2 separate regions of the Homo sapiens genome follow, and region 2 is linked to region 1. A link is an interaction called in ENCODE POLR2A ChIA-PET data of the cell type or tissue named here. Cell type or tissue: GM12878. All regions are shown on one strand. Links, peaks and the distances in the headings refer to the core of each region. The heading gives the core; the rest is flanking DNA.

What was found. ChIA-PET counts read pairs that join two places held together with the same protein. Peaks named below come from ENCODE experiments on the same cell type or tissue, not always from the same donor. Only the 100,000 strongest peaks of a DNase experiment are listed, where the experiment ranks them.
Region 2: POLR2A ChIA-PET joins it to region 1 with 7 read pairs; 4 of 35 experiments call an interaction of 5 or more read pairs at or near these places.

The regions. Positions count from the first base shown.
Region 1 is chr5:119,074,050-119,079,792 of GRCh38, reverse strand. The region is part of intron 1 of DMXL1 (Dmx like 1); the gene reads right to left. Among named protein-coding and RNA genes, the nearest start is that of DMXL1, 5.8 kb to the right of the region's middle. RefSeq lists an enhancer at 1,431-1,600. In GM12878, for the core only: no CTCF peak of the experiment used is centred there; no DNase peak of the experiment used is centred there; H3K4me3 peaks cover 3,026 bases; H3K27ac peaks cover 3,110 bases.
Region 2 is chr5:119,535,370-119,541,112 of GRCh38, reverse strand. HSD17B4 (hydroxysteroid 17-beta dehydrogenase 4) reads right to left here. Exons shown (of 24, transcript NM_000414.4): 23 at 4,563-4,690. Among named protein-coding and RNA genes, the nearest start is that of HSD17B4, 86 kb to the right of the region's middle. RefSeq lists an enhancer at 2,907-2,986. In GM12878, for the core only: no CTCF peak of the experiment used is centred there; a DNase peak (open chromatin) is centred at 3,132; H3K27ac peaks cover 1,085 bases.

The DNA.
Region 1 (5,743 bases), core at 1,032-5,031:
AATGATCAACATGACAAATGCCAAAGAGAAAGCAAGGTACAAAGGAGATCTGTTGATTCAAATTAGCATCAATGTGGTTACCAGTGACTAAGGAGAAAATGATCAACATGACAAATGCCAAAGAGAAAGCAAGGTACAAAGGAGATCTGTTGATTCAAATTAGCATCAATGTGGTTACCAGTGACTAAGGAGAAAAAAGCTGCCAAAGTATAGTGAGTTAAGAAGTGAGCAGGACATAAAAGTGGCAACAAATACAGACAATTCAAGGACTTTGAAGTCAAAGATAAAGAGGGATGTGGCAGCAAAGGATTTTCAGGTTGGCTGTTTTTCAAGATGAGAATTTTAAGCATGTTTTAGAAACTCTGGAAAGAAAAAAGTAGAGATAACTTTAGGGCTGAGCTCCCAGAGACAGCCTGAATAGATAAGATCCACGGCACCAAGAAGACTGATTAACCCTGGACAATTCTGGGGGACATTTATTTTATTGTACCAGGAGGAGAGAAGGAAAGAATGGATGCTGATATAAGTGGATTTTTCAGCTTGTAGTCAAAAATGAGGGAGCTGCCATCTGAATGATTCCAGGTGGCAAGTTTATATGAGTTAAGAGAGCACTGGGATGGGAGGTTTCAGAAGGTACAAGAAAGGAAAAATGAGCAGACTGGTGGGAGGATTCCTGGAAAGCTTTGAGGTCCCATTTGAGGTTGGCAAACATGACTTTATTTTCCACAGGAATTTCTTTACATAGTCTAGTAGTGCTCATGAGATATACAGGAACAAGAAAGAACATGAGACTGATCAAGTGTGTGGAATTTCATCAGACTGGCGCAAACAAAAAGGGTCCAGACAGTTAAAGGATACTGGCAACAAAGACTGTTGCTAAATTAACTCATGCTAAATTATATAAATTGTAAAGTTAAAATGTGTAGCAATAACGGTGAAACAACAGGTAATAAGGTCAAGAATTAAAGTCTGATTTCCATATAGTTATCTTCATCTTGCAACACAGGCATGATAGGAACTCCTTGATCTGAATATCTCACAGACTGGGTGCAGTGGGTCATGTCTGTAATCCCAGCATTTTGAGAGGCCAAGGTGGGAGGATCACTGGAGCCCAGGAGTTTGAGACCAGCCTGGGCAACATAGTGGGACCCCATCTCCGCATAAAATAAAAAATTAGCTGGGCATGGTGTGGCACACACCTGTGGTCCCAGCTACTTGGGAGACTGAAGTGGGAAGACTGATTGAGCCTAGGAGATTGAGGCTGCAGTGAGCTGTGATCCCACAACTGCACTCCAGCCTGTGTGACAGAGCAAGACTCTGTCTCAAAAAAATAAATAAAATAAATATCTCACAAATATGTGCTAAGAACAGAGGCATCAGTGGCTGGACAAATAATTCAAGCTCCAAGTCCATATAAATGGTCTCATTTCTAAAAGAAAAGGGCATACTAAATCTCCAGTTTCAATGTTCTCCTTAATACTAGAAAGTTTGTGAAAATAAAAGTGAAAATATGAGCCAGGTGCAGCAGCACAGGCTTGTAGTCCCAGCTACTTGGAAGGCTGAGGCAGTAGGATCACTTGAGGCCAGAAGTTCCAGACTAGCCCTGGCAACACAGCAAGACCTCATCTTTAAAAACTTGTTTTAAATAAATAAATGAAACAGAATGGGCTGTGCATGATTTTAAAATAATCCTTGTACCACTAAATTCTTAAATAAAAAATAATCCGTCTACCTGATTTTAAATAAAAACCTAAAACATCCCAGGCATGGTGGTTCACACCTGTAATCCCAGCACTTTGGGAGGCTGAGGCAGGTGGACTGCTTGAGCTCAGGAATTTGAAAACAGCCTGGGTTACATGGAGAGACCCTATCTGTACTTAAAAAATATATACGTGTGTGTGTGTGTATATATATCTACACACACACACACACGTATATATACACACACACACACGTATATATTTTTTAAGTACAGATAGGGTCTCGCCAGGTAAGTACAGATATACACACACACACACACACACACACACACACACACTTAAAAAATAAATGTATATATGTACACATACATATATTTTTAAGTGTATATATACACATACACACACACACACACACACATATATATACACACACACATATACAAAAAAAAAAAAAAAAAGCCAGGAATGGTGGCACGTGTCTGTGGTCCCAGCCACGTGGGAGGATCGCTTCAGGCCAGGAGGCAGAGGCTGCAGTGAGCTGAGATCCACTGTACTCCAGCCTGGGTGACAGAGTGAGACCCTGTCTTAAAAAAAAAAAAAAAAAAAAAAAAAACCTAAGATGAAGATGTAATACAATACATGAAACTTCTAAATCAAAATGTAAAACTGGTTTTACAGATGTCTAAAATAAATTATTCACAAAAACTCATTTCAAGGTGCCCTGACTATAATATAGAAGGTTATCAAAACAATAATAGCAGCACTGGCTTATCAAATAAACTGTCGATGTCACCAGCTGCTTCTGTCAAAAGATCTATAATCACTGGGCACAGTGGGGCACACCTGTAATCACAGGGAGGCTCACCTGAGCCCAGGAGTTCCAAACCAGTCTGGGCAATATAACAAGATCCTGCCTCAAAAAAATAAAATAAAATAGCACTGGGCCTGTTGGTTCATCCCTGTAATCCCAGCACTTTGGGAGGCCAAGATGGGAGGATCACTTGAGGCCAGGAGTTCCTGGTCATGCCTGGTCAATACAGTGAGACCCCCATCTCTTTTTATTTAAAAATGTTTTAATTAAAAAATAATAAAAGATCTGTAATCAGAATAATCTATTACTAACCAATAAAATTAAATTGACAAATGAAAATCCTTCTATTAGGCACATACAACATTAGGTTTATCAACTTTAAGAATAAACACGATGCACAGGAAGAATTGAGTCACATGTGTGCTATCAAGCATATAATCAAAATATAACTTTCAACTTTAAATTTTGGCAGAGAATCTTCTCAAATATTCTAAATTTCAATAAAATTCAAGGCTGTAACAGTCAGTATTCTAGTTTTAATCAACAAAACCAGGTAAACACCCCCAAAGAATTCCTTTCTGGTATATGTCCTATTTAAATGACATAGGTTTTAAGTTTGGCATGCAGCAATTCTTATCTTTAAAATATAATAAAGTATTGAGAACTACTATCATTTCAATGATTTTAAAGGTACTTAAACACTGTAAAACTTTATGTTTTAAAACAGGCCAACATATTTTGAAGTCCACTTTAGTACTTGCAATATTTTATGCACCACAAACACCTTTCTCTTTCTTCACATGTGAATAGTAGCAATCTTTGCCCTTCTATATTCTCCCCACCAAAAAAGATTCACATGCCCCCTTTCAGAAAAAAAAAACAAACACCTTCCCATCCTCCCAATTTGGCAATTACACTTCTACCAATAAAGGTTTCCTTAAAGTAAACAAAACAGAGCTAAACTCAAGGATGCTTATTACAGAAAGCTGAAGACGACTACTTATTCAGCCCTATTTCTCTAATGACACTCACATAATTACAGTCTTTTGATTTCTAATCTAGATTCCCTTAGCTAGAAACACTGAGTTTTCTAATACTAAAGGGAAATTGGAGCTATAACATATTTGCTTTCCCTCCCATAGCTAAGATGTTTAAGTTCCAAATCAGAGACAGTTAGTCTTATATATTGGTACAATCTTTCTGTCTCTTGGAAATTATCTCCCTTTCCATATCATTCAAATCACAGTTTCAACCCTAAGTATAGATAAACCACAAAAGAAAAAGAAAAAAAAAGTATCATATCAATAGTATGCATAAAAGTAGAATCTATAAATGTAGATTCTAATTAACTAGTCTTCTTTTTAACTTGTTGCCTTTTATAAACAGAATACATTTAATTCTAAAAGCAAAAATTGCAGGGTGGACATGGCAGCTCACGTCTGTAATCCCAGCAGCCTGGGAGGCCAAGGCGGGAGGATCACTTGAGCCCAGGAGTTAGACATCAGCCTGGGCAACATAAGGAGACCCCAGCCTCCATTTTTTTTTGTTTTTTTTTTAAAAAAGACCAGATTTCTCACATACTAAGATCAGTAGGAAATTAACAAGGAAAAAGGCATGAAGGAAGCATTCCAGTAAATAAGGAAAAAATAAATAATTTTTGCTTAGCATACCTAAAGTCTCCCCTAGTTGCTCACTTGTTGATGATAAAATGCCTAACAACTGACTTTGAAAAAGAAACTAACAGGCAGGGCGCGGTGGCTCACGCCTGTAATCCCAGTACGTGGGGAGGCCGAGGTGGGCGGATCATTTGAGGTGAGGAGTTCAAGACCAGCCTGGCCAACATGATGAAACCCGTCTCTACTAAAAACACAAAAATTAGCTGGGCGTGGTGGTGTGCGCCTGTAATCCCAGCTGCTTGGGAGGCAGAGGCACGAGAACAGCTTGAACCCGGGAGGCGGAGGTTGCAGTGAGCTGAGATCACACCACTGCACTCTAGCCTGGGTGATAGAGTGATACTCAGTCTCCAAAAAAAAAAAAAAAGAAAAAAAAAGAAACTAACAGGAATATTTTATTTGGACTCAAATCTAAATGATTAAAGCTATTTTTAAATGTAGCAATTAATATTTATATTACTATAAGGTTTCTCTATCCATTTTTCATTAATTCAACCACGATTTATGAAGTACTTTCTATTGTTAGGCATTACAATAAATATAACCTTAATTTTATGAAAACTGACATTTTTGAGAGTTTTACATGTGCTAAACCATGGACTTACAGCTTAGCACTTTTTCATGTAGCAACTCTATGAATAATACTCTTTTAGTCCCATTTTACAGAAGAGAAAAAAAGAAATTCCAAGAGTATAACTTGCTAATGGATAAACAGCTAATTAAAAGGGACCACATTGGAAATCAACTCCAAGTAATGACCTTACTGTTAGGTTTAAACACTCTTTCAATCACTGTTCTAGGTGCTCACAATGAAGCGTGGGAAGTCATACACATACAATCCACAAGGCAAGACTGGTTAATGATAGAATAAAGATGCAAAGAAAGTGCTCTGAAAGCACAGGAGAGATGGTCATTGCCCACAAGAGGTTTTCTTACTAAGAGCAAAGTCAAAACAGCTTGATGCCTGATGAGGTAGTAAAAAAGTATCTAATACTTAAATAGACTAATCTGCGTTGGTAATTTCATATTTTCAAATCTAGAAAATAGGAGAAGTGGCATTCAGTTTCATTTCCATTTAAAACCTGTCAGGCTTTATGAGTAAAACAAGATCTCACATCTTGTAATCTTTCAAACCAAGAACACGTAAGTTATCTGCAAACATGCAAAGGGAGGAATTACAAAAGCAGGACTGTCCTAAAAGAAAACACAAAGTACCAAAAGGAATAAAAGAATTTTTCAAGGGGAACTGCAAGAGGAAGATGTCATGCTCCACTTCAAGTAAAATGCAACTGAGGGATATTTTAGTCTTCACATACCATCTACCATTAATGTTTACTATTTTCCTATCAAAGAAAAGTCAAAATCAAAAAAGGTTAAAAACAACACTCAAGGCTGGGTGCAGTGGCTCCCGCCTGTAATCCCAGCACTTTGGGAGGCCAAGACTGGTGGATCACCTGAGGTCAGGAGCTCCAGACCAGCCTGACCAACATGGTGAAACCCCACCTCTACTAAAAAATACAAAATTAGCAGGGCATGGTGGCACATGCCTGTAATCCCAG
Region 2 (5,743 bases), core at 727-4,726, 460 kb before region 1:
GTGTAAATTCCCTATCAGTAAAATAAAAATAATCAATCATAGTTTTTATAGCTTACATAAAATATGAAGTGAAAAAGCCTCTAGATTTCTAGCTAAATGGAAAAAATAGTGATACCTACATACACTGAGCATTACAAAGCAGCTCCACAAATATAATCTCATTTAAGAATTACAGCTGTCAATTTGAAGTGGGCACATCAGCAGTTCTTACCCCAGTTGACAGATGAGAAACTGAATTTCAGAGAGCTTATTAAATAACCTGCTCAAGTCTACAGAGCCAGCAAGAAGTAGGGCCAGGGCTTAAACTCAGGTGTTCTTTGCTCAGCAATGCTTGTTAACAATACTTGTTAACGAGCAGCACTTAGTCTCAGAAGCAAACCCTCGTGAACTGGAGAAAAGGCAACAACTTTTTATTCCAGAAATAGTCAGAGAGAGCTCATTCAGTCACAATCAAATGCATTCAAACAGGAGACCAGAATTTCAAAACTAAGATTTCTTTCACTATGCAGTTACAAAAAACAAACAAACAAAACGATGGTCTGCAACTCATGCAGGGAAGGAGTCAGTACTTAGGCCAGCCTGCTATGTACTAAACTCTGAAAGAGATTTACAACCTAAAACAAGAACACCTAATTACTAGAAGTAAAAATATCAATTTTGGACATTTTTGAGCAGAAGAATTTTGTACATAAATCTTTCCTCCTATCTATTTTCTTATTTCTTAAAGCCCTTAACCATACGTCCATATTGCCAGTTTCCAAACTCTGCACTGCCATGCACCGGACATCACAGCAAACTCTCTCAGGGACACTTTCCCAATACTGTTAATTTGGGAGGGAAATACAGTCATACTGGTTGAACACAAAAAACTAATTGTTTTGAACTACTTCATAAATGAAACTGTTAGGTATATGGTTTGGCCTAGGAGTGCCATGCAAAAAGTAGTAAGACTATAAACTGCCATAAAGGAAGAAGGTCTGGAAGCACTGTGCTTTCCAGAAAGGCTATACCAACTACTGATTGATTGACACAGGGTCTTGCTCTGTCACCCAGGCTACAGCTGCATGATCACACTCACTGCAGCCTAAGCCTCCTGGGCTCAAGTGATCCTCCCAACTCAGCCTCTCAAGTAGCTGGGACTACAGGTGTGTGCCACCACACCAGGCTAATTTTTTTTTTTTTTTTTTTTTGGTAGAGACAGGGTCTCACTGTCTCACCCAGGCTCAAACTCCTGGACTCAAGCAATCCTCCTGCCTTGGCCTCCCAAAGTGCTGGAACTACAGGCACGAGACATTGTCCCTGGCCTATACCAATTTTATATTCCCTCCAGTTGTGTGTAAATTATCTTATCCCAACCTTAAAAATACTATTTTCTTACACTTTGAAAATATGAGGCAAAAATAACATGCTTTAATTTGTATTTTTGGATACTGGGAAAAATTTTTTTCTTTTGTATGTTAGTCATTTCTATTTATTTCATTAATTATTGTTCCATACCTTTTGTCCACTTCTTCTTTTTTATTATTATTATTATACTTTAAGTTCTAGGGTACATGTGCACAATGCGCAGGTTTGTTACATATGTATACATGTGCCATGTTGGTGTGCTGCACCCGTTAACTCGTCATTTAGCATTAGGTATATCTCCTAATGCTATCCCTCCCCCCCTCCCCCAACCCCATGACAGGTCCCCGTGTGTGATGTTCCCCACCCTCTGTCCAGGTGTTCTCATTGTTCAATTCCCACATGTGAGAACATGCGGTGTTTGGTTTTTTGTCCTTGCAATAGTTTGCTGAGAATGATGGTTTCCAGCTTCATCCATGTCCCTACAAAGGACATGAACTCATCCATTTCTATGGCTGCATAGTATTCTATGGTGTGTATGTGCCACATTTTCTTAATGCAGTCTATCATTGATGGACTTTTGTCCACTTTTTCTATTGAGGTTGTAGTGCTTTCCAGAATTTTTAGAATGATACTCTGTATCATCATTTTATTTTTTTCCCTCGATTTATGGAAATATACTATAGAGTCTGACATGCAGAAGTTTCTAATTTCTATACAGCCTAAACTTCTGACATTGAACTTTCATTCCTTCTATATTTGCTTTAATCTACCTGAGTATGAATGTCTACAGTATACTAGGCAATATTCTAGGCTAGGCTGAATATCTGTCCCTGTTCTCACAGAGCTAACATTAAACTAGGGGAGTCAAAAAGTAAAATGTAAACAAATAATTAAAGCCTGTTATAAATACAATGAAGGAGAAAACAGGATGTTATCAGAATATAACAGGAAGAAACTACTTTGGATGAAATGAAGCCAGCCATGCAAACAGCTAGGAGGAGAAATTCCAGAAAAGGCAAATGCATAGACATTGAAGGAGTAAAAGCTGATGGGAAGGAACTGAAAGGAAGGACAAAATAACAACAAAATAACTAGAATTAGCATTACAGGTGATGGGGCAAGTGGCATGGGATGAAGCCTGAAAAAGGAGCAAGGGAAAGAAACATCATACACGACATGGTAACAGCTAACTTGGATTTTATACACGTGCAAAAGGAAATGCTGGAGATTTTTTATCAAATGGGATGATAAATATGAACCAGTAATTAATGAAAGTAGTAGAAATGACTAACATACATAAATAATCTAATCTGATTTACATTTTTAAAGGATTACTCTGGCTCCTGGGTGGAGAACAACAGACTGAATGGGAGAGACAAGACTGGAAGAAGTAAGACAGGTGAGAGATGACAGAGGCTAGGATCACAGTGATATCCCTAGAGAGGAAGAGAAGATGAATTCAAGATATATTTTGGAGAAAGATCAGACAGAAGTAAGGAAGGAAAGGATACAGAAGGGCAGAAGGAATCTAAGATAATTTTTACATTTCTGGGCTTATTAATTTGGGTAAATAGATGATGGTGCCACTAATTAAGAAGGAAGAGACTGGGGGAGAAAAATAAATCACAAGTTCTATTTTGGTCACAGTAAGTTTGACATGCCAGAAAGTTTCCCATCAGAGTGGTCAAGTAGAGGGATGGTTCTCTCACTGTGGAGCTCAGAGAAGACTAAGTGGAGCCAAGTTCCTCGCACGGCAGGCCTTTGTATTAGTTGTTTCCTTAGTCTGATGACTCATTCTGATACTCTGTTCAAATCTCTGTCAGGCATTTCAGGTACCTTAGAAAACCCCAGAAGGTATTTTAAACAACCTATTTAAAATAGTTCCCCTGTCCTGTCACATTCTAACTCAAGGGTTGGCAAACAACAGCTGGAGAACCAGATCTAGTGGCTGTGTGTTTCTGTAAATAAAGTTTTATTGGAACACAGTCACACTCCATTGTTTACATATTCTCTATGGCTACTTTAAGGCTACAATGGCAAAGCTGAAGAGCTGCAACAGAGACCATCTTGCCCACAAAGCCTAAAATATTTACTGTGTAACCCTTTACAGAAAAAGTTTGCCAGTCATTGCTCTAACACTATACTCAGGCTTACTCTTCTCTAACTTGAGATTTTATTTCTTTTGCATTAGTACACTAAAAGAAGCTCCATACAGTAGGGTTTTGTCTTAATTCAGCCAATACCTACAACCTGAATAGGTACTAAATAAATTCCTGGAAAGAAATTAACAGAGGGTTCACTGCATTGCCAAGCACTGTACTAAGCTCTTCATACATATTATTGGGTTTAGTTCTTATAATAAGCCTTGTAAACATTAAAATTATTAAACTCATTTTACAAATGAGAAAATTAAGGTTTTTGGATGAAGTGACAGGGGCAAGATTCAAATTTAGATTTTATCTGATGCCAAAGACTACTTTTTACCTACTATACTACTTTACAATTCCTTTTAGTCTTTCTATACAGGAAAATCATATATTTCCTCATTTATTCAAATTACTCCTATGTGAAAGCTATTTTTAAATAACTGCACTCAGCCATTTGTTTGAACTCCTTCATTCTAAGAATCAATAAGTTAGTTCCCTTGGAATTTCTAGCTACATAATCACAAATTGAAAATAACAAATTTTTCTCCTCCATTCTAATTGCCACATCAATTACTTTAATTTTGTATATTTGTGGATTGGTCAAAAGTTTCATAATAATATTAACTAAATAATCGTCACAGAAGGCACTCTTCTGTTAATCATGATTTTCCACTGAAATGCCTCTAAGATTCACCCTAAGTAAGACATGGGCTATTAGGTTAAAATATCCTTCTAGTTCCAATATTCAATGATTTCTTAATCTTATTTATTGGGAATGTCTAATTTTATGTAGTACCTACTAATGTCATATGGTTTTTCACCTTTGAACACATAACAGAATATATTAAAAAATCTAGATGTGGGTTCAGTCTTAAAAAGTGTCAGGTGAAACTCCATTAAAAAAGAAATATATGACCTGTCAACCAGAGTATCAGTAGCAACTGTGTCATCTTCAGAGTTGTAAGAAACCTGGCTTATAAATCAGAATTTGGGCATCAGCTTAAAAACTGCAATTGTCAAAAGAGGAAACAATAAAACAATGAATAAATGAACATTTGAGAACATTACCTTCTGAGGGTCAAGCTTGCCCAGGACCACCTCCATGAAATCTTCATCTGAAAGTATGATTGTTGTATCAGCAGCACCTTTTGCAGGGCCTTGGTACACTTTTCCAGAACCACTTTTCAGGTCAATAGCTGGGAAAAATAGGAAGAAACCAATGTGTATCTTTTTCTCTCCAACAAAATGAGGGTAAAATAAACCAAGTAAAATGCAGACATTTCTATAGTTTCCATGTTAATGTGGCACTTATTCTACACATATTCTATCTATCAATTATACATTATCTGTCATTTAGAAAAAAAGCAAAATATAGAAATACAAGAATACAGAAATTTGAGGTAAAGAAGTGGAACTTCCAGTTCTGTAGTGGCTCAGGTCATGGTCTGCAACCACCACCATCACCTTGAGTTTATAGACACCTATAAGATCACAGCTAATCTTATTTCAGAAGTGAAGAAAGAGATTGTATTCATTTTCTCTTAGTGGCAGAATTCATTACAGGCATCTTACTGTTGATTTTTAGCTCTGTATTTATTAATAACTAAGCTTCTGAAAGAGTCCATAACAATTTCAGTCATACTTCACAGCATTTAATGAGGGAGGGGTGAGGTAACAGATGAGAATATGGCATTTGAAAACTTGGAGACCCCTGAGGATCTTATTAAGATATATACTTTACAAATCACAAAGGGTCACTACAGGAGAAAGAAGGAACTGTTTTTGTTTATGCTACCTTCCCTTAATATTAGGTCTTTGCTGGCACAAACATGTTTTGTCTTTGTATCCCCTATACTTCCTTGAAGAGAAAATACTTAGGAATTATTTGATAAATGGAAAAGCACATGAAAGAAGGATGTCTACCCCCAAAAATATATATATATATATAAAATATATATTAGTAATAACAAACACAAAGAAAAAAACCCAGGTTAAAAATTAAGTTTTTAAAAATCACACCAAGAGCATATTACTTTTGTGTTATTCCTGCCAAAAGTTCATAAACTAAAACTAAACATGAAAAAAGCATCAACTAAAAACAAACCAAGAAACAAGCTATAAAATAATTGGTCTCCAGCCTTCAAATATCTCAAAATTGGGAAAAGCAAAGACTGAGGAACTCATCCAGATTAAAGCAGACTAGAGACCTAAGAACCAAATGTAATGTATAATCCCAGATGGGACCCTGA